Regions from separate parts of the Homo sapiens genome. Here all the other regions are linked to region 1. Evidence: chromatin contacts called from ENCODE Hi-C or POLR2A ChIA-PET data. All regions are on one chromosome and are shown on one strand. The core of a region is the stretch at or near the end of the contact, and the rest is flanking DNA. Distances in the headings are between cores, read along the strand shown. Region 1 holds the start of NFIC (nuclear factor I C). Region 2 holds the start of TLE5 (TLE family member 5, transcriptional modulator). Region 3 overlaps PIP5K1C (phosphatidylinositol-4-phosphate 5-kinase type 1 gamma).

Region 1 (3,942 bases), core at 876-3,375:
GGGGATTACATTCAGGCTGAAGACAAACTGGAAAGGGGGTCCCCAGCTCCACTACAGGGCTGGGGTGGAGGGCGGGGCAGAGAGGAGAATCGCAGGGGAGGAGGGAGCCCCCTGCACTTGGGACTCGCTGTCCCCACTCTGGCCTGGGAGCTCTCTGCCTCTGTCTCTCTGCCTGTCTCTGTCTTCTCATCTCTGTCTCTTGCACGCAGCACCCCTGGATAGTTTTTAGTTTTTAGCCTCTCCGTTTTTTGGTTTCCACAGACAGCCCTCCTGGCTGGTCCTTGCCCTGTTCCTGGAGAAACTGAGGCCGAGTTAGCAATTCTCTGAGGCAAAGCCTGGACTGGGGTTCTTACTAACCCCCAACCCACCCCAGCAACCAGGATGTCTCCCAACCAGCCCTGATGGGGGAATTCCAGGGTGCACAGGCAGCCTTCCAACCTCCCCAGCCTGGAACAGCCTCCCCTCCGCTCAGCCCTCCCAAATGGCTCCTTCCAGCTGGTGAGGACAGAGCGGGGACACCTCAGTCACCCCACAAGCCCAGAGACTTCAAAGGCTGCCCGAGGTCACACAGCGTGCCCACTCGAACCCTAGTTGTTCTTGGAGAACTTCAAAGAGATGCCTTCTTCGGGAACCCCCCCCCCAAAGCTGCTCAGAAAGGGAAACTGAGGCTGGGACAGGGACTTACCCAAGGTCACTCAGGGGATCACAGGTAGGACAGACCTCAGACCCCCTCAGCACCAGCTCCCACATTCCCTGTCGGCTGCAGGGGGCCGGTGAGAAAGACCCTACCAAGGAGCATGCCTGGCGTGGGGGGTCCCTCACTGCACCATGCCCTGGAGCGGAAGCCGGGGACTCATATACTCCCCACACAGTGCTTCTTAAGACGGGCCTGGCCCTCGCTGGAATCGCACCCCCCACGTGCCGGGACTTTACAGTTTGCCCGCCATACTGTCCCCTCTCCAGAACCGGCCTTAGCCGCACCTCACTTCAGGGGAAACTGAGGCCAGAACCTCTCCAGCCTAAAGACACACTGCGTAAGGAGGAAAGCAGCGGTCTAGAAAACGGAACTTGCAGACCTCGGGGTCCCCGGGAGCCTGGGCTGGAAGGAGTCCCCGGGGGGAGCCGCCCCCTCCCCACACACCCCCTCGGCCATTGCACAAGGCTCGGCCCCGGGGCAGTCTGGGAGTGCGGCCAGGGGTGAGAGGCTACGGGAGGGGGAGGGGGAGGGGGAGGGGACGGGGCAGGTGCCGGGCTGGCGAGGGCGTCCGCAGCGCCGCAGTGCCCGGGCCAGACCCGGAGCGCCGGGCCTCCCGCTCCTCCCGGCGGCGGCTCCAGAATCCAGAATCCAGAATCCAGAATCGATGCAGCGAAAATACCGGGACGGTGCTGGGGGGCTTGCAAAGGAGGGGGGACCCAGCCGGGCCGCCGGAGCACCCTTCCCCCTCCTGGGCCTCCAACTTCTCCTGCCCCCTCCCCCTCCATGCACACGTGGGCCAATAACGAGGGAAAGGCGACCGAGGGCCAGGGCGGCCCGCACAACCTTGGTGGGGGGACACGGGGAAAACACATGAGAGGTCCCTTTCTCTCCAGCTGGGGAGACCCAGGGTCCAATCACGACCCCCTAGATTCCTCTCAGAGGCAGGCGGGGGGCTTCCCGCAGAGCCCTTGCTGGAGGGGGGCCAGCCCCCACCCCGACCTTTCCGAGTGTCGGGGCGGGGGTGCGGAGTGCGTCGGTGTGTGGGGGGGGGACGCAAATCTGCAGACCAAGCCCCACATCCGGGAGAGGTCCCGAGAGTCGGGGTTGGGGGTGCTGGGCGGGAGTCCCGCGTAGGGGGTCCGCGGTAGGTAAGGGTGTGGGGGGGGTACCCCAGCCTGACCCATCCCCCCACCGGACCCCAGCCCTCGGCGCGGGGGGCATCCCGGGCAGGGATGGCGGGAGGGACGCGCGCCTTTTTCGTCCCGCCTCCTCCTGCTTCAAAACTCCGGGGCTGGGATGCGGGGGGCGCGGGGGCGCCGGCGGGGGGCCGGGCGAGGACCGTACCTGGGTGAGGCAGAGCGGGGACGAATACATCCCGGGCGCGGCGGGAGGCGCAGGGCCGGCCGGAGCGGGCGCGCTGAACTTACTGAGTCATTTTTCCAAACCACCCCCCCGCCCCCCCCAACCCCCCCCCCCGCCCCGCGGCCGGCGCGCTCTCCTCGCCGCCTCCTCCCTCGGTCTCCCTCCTCCTCCCTCCTGCTCTCCCTCTCTCGCGCCGCCCGCCTCGCTCTCTGTCCCTCTCTCCCTCCGTCTCTCTCTTCCTCTCTCCCCCGTCTCTGTCTCTCTGTCTCTCTCTCTACCCTCTGACACCCTCCCCCTCCCACCCCGAACCTCCCACTTCTCAACACCCAACTTTCAAAGAAACGAGGGAAAAAAGGGCGCGAGCGAGAAAGGAGAGCCTCCCCCGACGTCTCAGGACCCCCCCGCTCCTCCCGTATTTACGCAATGCCCCAGGGCACTAGACCAGGACCCCAGGACTGCAGGGCGACCCCAATTCGGATCAAGCGGAGAGGGGGGACAGGGTTGTTTCTGGACATTGAGGGGCCAGGGGTGGATTTTTAAGGCCCCCCCTCCCCACCCCCCCATCACCCCCGAGCTGGCCGGGAAGTTGGAGGAAAGAGCCAGGGGGGAGGGAAGGAATGAAGAAGTGACGTGCGCAGAGGCCGGCCAGCGCGCCTCTTTCCCCTTAAAGATGTACGACCCTGGGTGCACGGTGAGCTGGTCCCACAGCACCCTGGCTCCCTTCTCCCCCCAGAGCCAGGCAGGGGCTGCGGGTCCCCAGCTAGAGGGGCTTGTGTGCAGCTGTCCCTTCCTTGGCCAGAAGGGCCCAGGCTAACACGGGAGGCTCCAGAATTTGCTCTCTTCACCCAGCACCCAAGGGGCAGGGGAGGGGTGGCCTCGCCTGTGTGTCTCTCCAGCACCCCAGGAGGACGGTGTCCAGGCGGGATCTCCAGCTGGCCAGATAAACCCTTGCAGCCTCCCCCTGGGTATCCAATAATTTCCACCTGCCTCAGGGGTGTGCCCTTTTCACAGATCTCAAGACTGAGGTATGGCAAGTGTGGCTTGGAGCCAGGCCATCTGGACCTGGAGCCCACATTCTGTTCTCCTTCTAGACGTAACAGGGCAGAGACCTGGCCTGCCTCCGTCTGAGCCCCCAGGGCATCTGATGACAGGGCCCCAACCCTCCCCCGGTTCACTCCCTGGATCCTCCCAGGCTAGCTCAGAGGCTGCTGTGTCTCTCATTCCCATCCCAAGGGTTCTCCCCTATAAAGTGGCTTAAAGATGCCCATCCTGTGGGATTGCTGGGGATAAGGACAATGACCTTAGCAGAGCCTTGACCTTGGGTCAAATGTTCACTAAAGACACATTCTTAGAAAGCTTGGCCATTTCACCTCATCTCTCTGAGCTTCCCAAGGACAAATGATACCCTCTCACCAAGCTGGGGCAGGTGCCCCAGGCCCAGGGGCGCAGAAGATACCAGCACCCATTATCCTCAGGCATTACAGGAGAGGAAACTGAGGCCCAGAGAACGGAAGCCACTTGCCCAGGGTCTGACAGGTAAACTAGGAGGGAGCAGAATTCCTGCAGCGTAGGTTCCCTAGGCCCCCCACAGGCTCCCCTCTGCATGACGGTGACATTATTCAAACAGTGCTTAGTACATCACGAACGGTCCATAAATGTGTGTGTCTGTGTATTTTAAACCCACTGTGCAGCTGTGGGGAGCATTTGAATTAAATGGTGAGAAGTGTATCTGGAAATCCACATACCAATATAACGTGAAGCAATTTATTTTATTAAAACACGCTAGGGACACATACAGGGTGAAATCTAAAATTCACAGATATTTAAAAGTTGCAGTTGACTTCAGACACTCCTCCTAGACTTCCAGACCCCGTGCCTTCCAC
Region 2 (3,983 bases), core at 1,484-3,983, 300 kb after region 1:
GCTTCCAGCGATTCTCCTGCCTCAGCCTCCAAGTAGCTGGAATTAGAGGCGCCCGCCAAAACACCCCGGTAATTTTTGTATTTGTAGTAGTGACGAGGTTTCACCATGTTGGCCAGGCTGGTCTCGAACTCCTGAGCTTGTGATCCACTGGCCTCGGCTTCCCAAAGTGCTGGGACTACAGGCATGAGCCACTGCTCCCGGCTTACAAAAAATGTTAAAATTAGCTGGGCATGGTGGTGCACTCCTGTAGTCCCAGCTACTCAGGATGCTGAGGTCGGAGGATCACTTGAGCCCAGGAGTGGGAGGCTGCAGTGAGCTATGATTGCACCACTGCACTCTAGCCTATGCAACAGAGGACTGTGTCTGAAAAAATTTTTTTAGGCCGGGTGTGGTGGCTCGCGCCTGTAATCCCAGGACTTTGGGAGGCCGAGGCAGGCAGATCACGAGGTCAGGAGATCGAGACCATCCTGGCTAACACAGTGAAACTCCGTCTCTACTAAAAATACAAAAAATTAGCCGGGCGTGGTGGTGGGCGCCTGTAGCCCCAGCTACTCGGGAGGCTGAGGCAGGAGAATGGCATAAACCCGGGAGGTGGAGCTTGCAGTGAGCCGAGATGGCACCACTGCACTCCAGCCTGGGCCACACAGTGAGACTCCACCTCAAAAAAAAAATTTTTTTTTAATAAAAATATTAAAACACTGCTTTAAAGATTATTAATCTTGATCACTGAAGGCTATCACCCTTACCTGCCAAGGTAAGGAGCCTGGGGTTCCAAGTCTATTTTACAGATGGGAACACCCAAGGCCCAAATCAATTGCATTCATTCAAGGGAGCAGGCTGCCTAGTGGATGACGATGATGAAGAGACTGTGTTTCGCACCTGCCAAAGGGGGACCTTAATGTCATAGCCTTATTTCAGTAGCCTCTTTGGGACCTGTTCTCTGCGTGGCAGAGAGAGGGATCCTTTAATAACCGCCACCAGGTCCCATCCCTCCTCTTCCCACGGCTCTCCAGGATTCCCACCTCACTCAGAGCAAAAGCCCAAGTCCAGGGCCAGGCGCAGTGGCTCACACCTGTAATCCCTGCACTCTGGGAGGTGGAGGCGGGAGGATCACCTGATGTCAGGATTTCAAGACCAGTCTGGCCAATATGGTGAAACCTGTCTCTACTAAATATACAAAAATTAGCCAGGCGTGGTGATGCGCACCTGTAATCCCAGCTACTCAGGAGGCAGAGGCAGGAGAATCACTTGAATCCGGGTGGCAGAGGCTGCAGTCAGCCAACATCACATCACTGCACTCCAGCCTGGGCAACAGAGTGAGACTCCATCTCAAAAACAAACAAACAGCTGATCACGGTGGCTCACGCCTGTAATCCCAGCACTTTGGGAGGCCGAGGCGGGCAGATCATCTGAGGTCGGGAGTTCAAGACCAGCCTGACCAACATGGAGAAACCCCGTCTCTACTAAAACTCCAAAATTAGCGGGGCGTGGTGGCACGTGCCTGTAATCCAGCTACTCGGGAGGCTGAGGCAGGAATCACTTGAACCCAGGATGCGGTGAGCTGAGATTGTGCCATTGTACTCCAGCCTGGGCAACAAGAGCGAAACTCCATCTCAAAAAACAAACCAACCAACCACCAGGTCCCGTCCCTCCTCCTCCCACAGCCTTCCAGGGCTCCTACCTCACTCAGAGCAAAATCCCAAGTCCTCCCCAAGACCCACAAGTCCTTGCTGGACTGGCCTGCTTCACCAGCTACAGAGTTAGCAGGGCCCAGTGCAAAAGAAAACTCAAAGGCCCCTTGTTCAAAAATGATTAGAAATCTCAAAATGCAGCAGTAAATATTAACCCAAGCACAAGCCCTGCTGTGGGGTGGGGGGGCCCTGGACAAAAGCACGAAGCCCCCGGCCCTGCCTCCCTCCGGCCTTCCTGACCTCCCCCCGGGCACTCTGCTGCCAGGCACAGTCCTGCCCCAGGGCCTTTGCACCTGTTGGTCCTGCCTCTGACTACCTCTGTACCCCATCCCCCTGTTCTCCCTCCTTCTTCAGGTCGCTTTAGGGGTGGAGGAAGCCGTCTCTGATCCTCCCTCCCACCTCTTTAACTTTGCACCTTCCTACCCTGCCATTCTCCCGGCTGGTTTTTCTGCAGAACTGTCCCCACCATCTGACCTGCCAGGAATTCAGCTTGTGAATTTGTCTCTGTCTGTCTCCAGGCACCACCACCAGGGCAGGGACCCACCCCCGCCCCGCCCCACCCCAGGGCCCTGGAGCAGCGGGGCCTGGCACACAGTAGGCGTTCTATAAATGTGTCACAAGAATGGCTTCCCTCAGGAAGGCGGCATTACCGCTGCCTTTCTGCAGAAAAGGAAACTAAGGCTCAGCAAGAACCACCGCCCAGCCAGAGCCAAGGTCACAGAGCACGTCCGTGGCACGCGTCCAGGTCGTGCCACAGCAGGGCCGGCGGCTTCGACGCGGGCAGCCGGGTCCCTTTTCTTTGACAGATGGGGAAACCGAGGCCCGGCCGGCTGCCGGGTAGGAGAGGGTGGCGGGGGCCGCTGCCCGGGGCGGGGGCGGGCCGGGCCCAAGGTCACCGCGGCGGGCGGGCCACGGGGAGGCGGGCCGGCGTGGGGATCCGCAGGCCTCCCCGGGCGCGCGCGTCCCCCCCCTCGGCGGCGCGCACGGGGCACGGGCGGCGGCAGGTGGAGCCGAAGCCTCCGCAGCAGCCGAGCCGCGGCCACTGCCGGCGTCGCCGCCATTAGACAATAGCGGTGGGGCCGGGGAGCGGGGAGGCGGGCGGCGGGGAGGGGCGGGGAGGGGCGCCGGGCGCGCAGGAAGCGGGGCCCGGGGCGCGCCGGGGCCGGGCGCGCGGGGAGGGGGCGCAGGAAGCGGGCGAGGCCGGGCGCGGGAGGCGGCGGCGGCCCCGGGAGCTGCCGATCGGCGCCGGGACAAAGGCGCGGCCGCCCGGCGCCCCCAGCAGCCCGAGCCGGGGCGCACAGCCGGGGCGCAGCCCGCGCCCCCCGCCGCGATTGACATGATGTTTCCACAAAGCAGGCATTCGGTAAGCGGGGCCCGTCCGGCCGGCGCCCCCACCCCGGATCCGGGCCCTACGCCCCCGACCCCCGGCTCCCGGCCCCGCGCCCCCCAACCCCCAGGCCCGGTGCCTCCGGCCCGGCGCCCCCCCCAACTCCCCGGCCCTGTCTTCCCTCTCCAGCTCCCAGCCCGGCGCGACCCCCCTCCCCTCCTGCCGCCGGCCCCCGGACACCCCCCCTCCAGTTCCCGATCCACCCCAGCTTCCGGGCCCCGAGCCCCCCCGCCGCAGCTCCCGGCTTGGCGCCCCCCCCCCCCAACCCGCCGGGACAGTCAGGGCCTCGGACGGCCTTGGCCTCGGGCCTGGGGCGCTCCGGAAGCCCCGCGAGGCACCTCTAGCCCGGGGATCCTTTGGGGGCCTGTGGTGGGGGGGGTGATCCGAGGCGCACCCCTCCCGGAAGAGCGTGTCCCCGAGGAAGGGCGCTGGGAATCTGGGGTTGGGCCCCCCCGGAAGATTTCGAGCACCGAGAGAGAGACCCCTCCCCCAAGAGGACTTTGCAGGGAGGAATCGCTGCCCCCCAACTTGGGGAGGGGGCTCCCTAGGGCGCGTTTCTACCCCCCTCGGATGTGCACTCCCTCCCGGCGCTTTGGAGGGCGGTAGAGGGCGCACCCTGCCCCCCATCTAGGGCGGGCCTTAAAACGCACCCCCACTGCCTGGGGGTGGCGGGGGACGGGGCGGCTCCGGGCGCACCCACCCGCTCGGCTTCCCCCGGGAGAGGCGGGGGGCAGGAAGCGCGGGTGGGGTCGCGCCAGGGGCCGTAAACACGGGCCCAGGAAGTGGGGCAGGAGGGGGGGCGCCGCAGCTGCGCGGCCGCTCCCTCCTAGCCGGCCCTTGAGGGGGGTCCAGCCCACGCCTGGGCCTGACCCGGGCCGCCCCATCCCTACAGGGCTCCTCGCACC
Region 3 (3,984 bases), core at 1,485-3,984, 320 kb before region 1:
CATGAATGGGAAAGTCTTCCTGTTCTGAGGTTATGATTAAATTCTGCTAAGACTTTTATAACTTAGCTTCTTTTTTGTTCACATTTCAATTCTTTTTTTTTTTTTTTAAGACAGGGTCTCGCTGTATCACCCAGGCTAGAGTTCAGTGACACGATTGTAGCTCACCGCAGCCTCGACCTCCTGGGTTCAAACCAGCCTCCCAACTAGCTGGGACTGCAGGTGTGCGCCACCATGCATAGCTAATTTTTCATCTTTTATGGAGACAGGGTCTTCCCATGTTGCCTGGGCTGGTCTCGAGCTCCTGGCCTCAAGTGATCCTCTTGCCTTGGCTTCTCGATGTGCTGGGGTTACAGGTGTGAGCCAGTGCGCCCAGCCTATTTCTGGACTTTTTATTCTGCTCCACTCCTCTGCCTTTACCTTCATGCTACAGCCATGTCTCGTCTTGAACAAATGATAACATGTTCACAGTTAAAAAAAAAAAAAGTAATCAGACTTGCAGTGAGTAAAAAGTGAGTCCCACCTCACCCTCTCCATCTCTGTGGAGATAATGACTGTCACCCCAGGTGTTTCTCTGGCCCATACACTTGGGGCTCAGATTATATTAGGCTATTAAAAATAGTTTATTTGGAAAGCTTTCCAGCCTATAGAAGGGGCAAGAATGCTACAGTGAAGACCTGTACAGCCCGCACAGAGATCCACCAGCTGCTAACGTTTTGCCATGTCTTTATCATTCTGTGTGTGGGGGGGGAGTGTACGTTAGTGTGTGCAAGTTTGTGTGTGTGAGAGTGCATGTGAGTTAGTGTGTGTGTGTTAGCGTGTGCGTGTGTGATTATGTCAGGCCATTTGCGTGTTGATTGCTGGCATGGTACCTCTCTGCCTGAAGCAGCCAGTTCCATTATTTGTGGTAGTTCTTTATTTTATTTTAATTATTTTATTTTTTTGAGACGGAGTTTTGCCCTCTCGTCCAGGCTGGAGTGCAGTGGCGCGATCTCAGCTCACCGAAACCTCTGTCTTCCGGTTTCAAGCAATTCTGCTGCCTCAGCCTCCCAAGTAGCTGGGATTACAGGCGCCCGCCACCACACCCGGCTAATTTTTGTATTTTTAGTAGAGACAGGGTTTCACCATGTTGGCCAGGTGGGTCTCGAACTCCTGACCTTGTGATCCAGCCACCTCAGCCTCCCAAAGTGCTGGGGTTACAGGCATGAGCCACTGCGCCAGGCCTGTTTGTGGTAGTTCCTTTGTGAAGCTGCTGCAGACACTTCAGGCGCACACTGAGCCCTGGCTCCAGGGGAAACCCAAGGTCGGGTTCCTGTGAGCCTCTGGGCATGATGTTTCCATCAGCCAGTCGATACGTGACCTTGTTGTATGTTCGTTTTTATTTCAAGGCGTGTTATTTTAGGGCTGGGTGCGGTGGCTCACACCTGTAATCCCAGCACTTTGGGAGGCTGAGGTGGGAGAATAACTGGATTACTGAGCCCAGGAGTTTGAGGCTGCAGTGAGCCGTGATTGCACCACTGCACTCCAGCCTGGGCGACAGAGTGAGATCCTAAGAAAATTTTAAAGACACCCGTGTTGTTGATTTATCCACAGGGAGCTCACAGACCATAGGCCGCGTGCGCCAAGCCCCCCCCACCCCCCAGCCCCATCCCGGGCACTCTCCCAGGCCCCCGCCCATTTGCAGGCTGTGTTGGGGACAAGGCTGGAAGGGGGACCGGGGGCATGTATTCGGCTGTGTGGGGGCTCAAAAACGGGGTGGGGGGCCATGGCGACGTGGGTGTGGGTCCCCCTCCCCCGGCCCACCAGCTCGGTGTGTCTCTCGCTCTCGTTCTCCCCCCACTCTCCTCTCTCTCTCTCTCTTTCCGCTCTCAGTCCTGTTTGAGCAAAGCTTCTCTCACTACGGGTTTCTCCATGGGGCTCATCCGGGTCTCTAGCCCTGAGGGACACGAAACCACCTGAGGACAATGCCTGGGGGGGCAATTTCAGCAGCAGAATCACCAGCAAAACCGCAAAAAACACACGCGGCTCTCAGTGGACCAGGGAAAGGCCAGGTGCTCACAGCAGGAGTTGAAACCAGGGGGCGAGGGTGGCCTCACCGGAGCTGCCTGGGGACGTGTGTGCCCCAGAGTCCTGGGGGTGCTGCCCTGGAAATAGCCTTCCGGTCTTCTAGATCCCTCCCCGCCCACAGCAGGGGGCCAGAGGCCGTCCCCCCCTCGCAGGTGAGGAACAGGAGCTCCTGCGGGCTCCCCTGCGGCACCCCGCTCTGTTTCCCACCACGGCCTAACCTCAGGCTCTGGAAGGAATTCCCTTCAGGGACACTGTACTCCCCGGAGGGACGCTGCGCCCCTGGAGGACAGGGACGCTGGGGAGCCAGCCGCGAGGGGCGTCCACCTCTGCTGTGCTGGAGACGGAGCGCGCAAGGAGGTGGGGACCACGCGCAGACCCTGGCTGCGGGAGCCTCAGCTCGGGGCCCATCAGGATCTCCCGCAGCCCGCACGGGCCGGGCTTCCCCCAGGGGCTGGCGTGTGCTCTGTGCACCCTGACCCATCCCGTCGGCCCCGCCACCTGCGGGCTGGCCACGCCCCACAGCCTCCTGCCCCGGCCCGCCCGGGAGCTTGGTGCTGAGAGTGGAGCCTCTTTCTCCCTGGACATTGGGGCCCTGGGAAACGACCCAACACCTCAGGGCCTGCGGAGTTCTGGATGCTCCGCCCGCCTGCGCAGAGCTTCCTGTTTACCGGCCTGGCTCCTGCCCGCCCACCTGCTGCGGGGAAAGCGATCACTCTATGCCCTGCGGGGAGCACCCGGCAGGGAGAAGGGAGAAGGGGCAAGGAAGAGGGGCGGCCTACTACTCGGGTGGACCCCAGGCTGTCCCTCCACCGTGCTGGGGTCCCCCAGGTGTACCCTCCCCTCCAGCCACCTCACCCCTTCCTTGCTGTGTCCCGCAGGTGTTCTGTGGTGTCCTCTGAGGGCCTGTGCGTGTGTGTGCGTGTATGCATGTGTGTATCTGCATGTGTGTGCGTGTGCATGTGTGTGCGTGTGCATGTGTGCATGTATGTGTGTGCGTGTGCATGTGTGCATGTATGTGCATGTGTGCGTGTATGTGCGTCTGTGTCCCCTTCCCACAGGCCCTCACCGCTCCCTGCACCTGTGGGTCCTTTCTTCCTTTCCTGCCCTGTTGGGACATATTCCTTATTGCACACTTGGACTTCTTTCTTAAATTCTTTTCTTTTTGAGACTGAGTCTCAGTCTGCCACCCAGGCTGGAGTGCAGTGGCGCAGTCTCGGCTCACTGCAACCTCCGCCTCCCAGGTTCAAGCAATTCTCCTATCTCAGCCTCCTGAGTAGCTGGGACTACAGGCATGTGCCACCATGCCTGGCTAATTTTTTTTGTTTTTGTTTTGAGTCGGAGTCTCACTCTTTTCACCCAGGCTGGAGTGCAGTGGCATGATCTCAGCCCACTGCAACGTCTGCCTCCCGGGTTCAAGCCAATCTTCTTCTTCAGCTTCCAGAGTAGCTGGGATTATAGGTGTGCACCACTATGCCCGGCTAATTTTTGTGTTTTTAGTAGGGACAGGGTTTTACCATGTTGGCCAGGCTGCTCTCGAACTGCCGACCTTAGGCTATCCACCTGCCTCGGCCTCCCAAAGTGCTGGGATTACCGGTGTGAGCCACTGCACCTGGCCTTGATCTGTTTTTTTCTTTGCTTGCTTATGCTTTTGGTGTTTATTTAAGAAATTGTTGCCTAATCCAAGGTCACAAAGATTTATTACCCCATTTTCTTAAGTAGTTTTATAGTTTTAGCTATTACATTCATTCCAGTTTGTAATTATTTTATTTTATTTTATTTTATTTTATTTTATTTATTTATTTATTTTGAGACGGAGTTTCGCTCCTGTTGCCCAGGCTGGAGTGCAATGGTGCGATCTCGGTTCACCACAAGCTCCACCTCCTGGGTTCAAGTGATTCTCCTGCCTCAGCCTCCTGAGTA

What was found. A loop is a pair of places that touch in the nucleus more often than their neighbours do. ChIA-PET counts read pairs that join two places held with the same protein, here RNA polymerase II (POLR2A). Pooled maps may share reads with other maps.
Region 2: a pooled map shows a loop between it and region 1 (3-fold over the local background). The contact joins the promoter of TLE5 here to the promoter of NFIC in region 1. A Hi-C loop is called at or near these places in 4 of 50 pooled maps.
Region 3: a loop to region 1 is called in a pooled map, with 1.8 times the contacts of the local background. The contact joins the enhancer-like site here to the promoter of NFIC in region 1. A Hi-C loop is called at or near these places in 2 of 50 pooled maps. POLR2A ChIA-PET finds 5 or more read pairs at or near these places in 4 of 52 experiments (GM12878, H1, WTC11 and 1 more).

What each region holds. Positions count from the first base shown.
Region 1 is chr19:3,364,766-3,368,707 of GRCh38, reverse strand. NFIC (nuclear factor I C) reads right to left here and starts at 2,125. Exons shown (of 11, transcript NM_001245002.2): 1 at 2,042-2,125. The coding sequence starts at 2,071. RefSeq lists silencers at 1,117-1,516, 1,807-1,956, 2,407-2,496.
Region 2 is chr19:3,061,245-3,065,227 of GRCh38, reverse strand. It overlaps TLE5 (TLE family member 5, transcriptional modulator), which reads left to right and starts at 2,733. Exons shown (of 7, transcript NM_001130.6): 1 at 2,733-3,054; 2 at 3,971-3,983. The coding sequence starts at 3,028. RefSeq lists silencers at 2,518-2,727, 3,650-3,919.
Region 3 is chr19:3,686,606-3,690,589 of GRCh38, reverse strand. All of the region lies in intron 1 of PIP5K1C (phosphatidylinositol-4-phosphate 5-kinase type 1 gamma), which reads left to right. Among named protein-coding and RNA genes, the nearest start is that of PIP5K1C, 12 kb to the left of the region's middle. RefSeq lists enhancers at 1,192-1,271, 1,282-1,351 and silencers at 2,164-2,213, 2,234-2,443, 2,464-2,663. Within about 2 kb of position 2,734, at least 9 of the 41 ENCODE cell types and tissues checked have a DNase peak (open chromatin) inside an H3K27ac peak, as active enhancers do.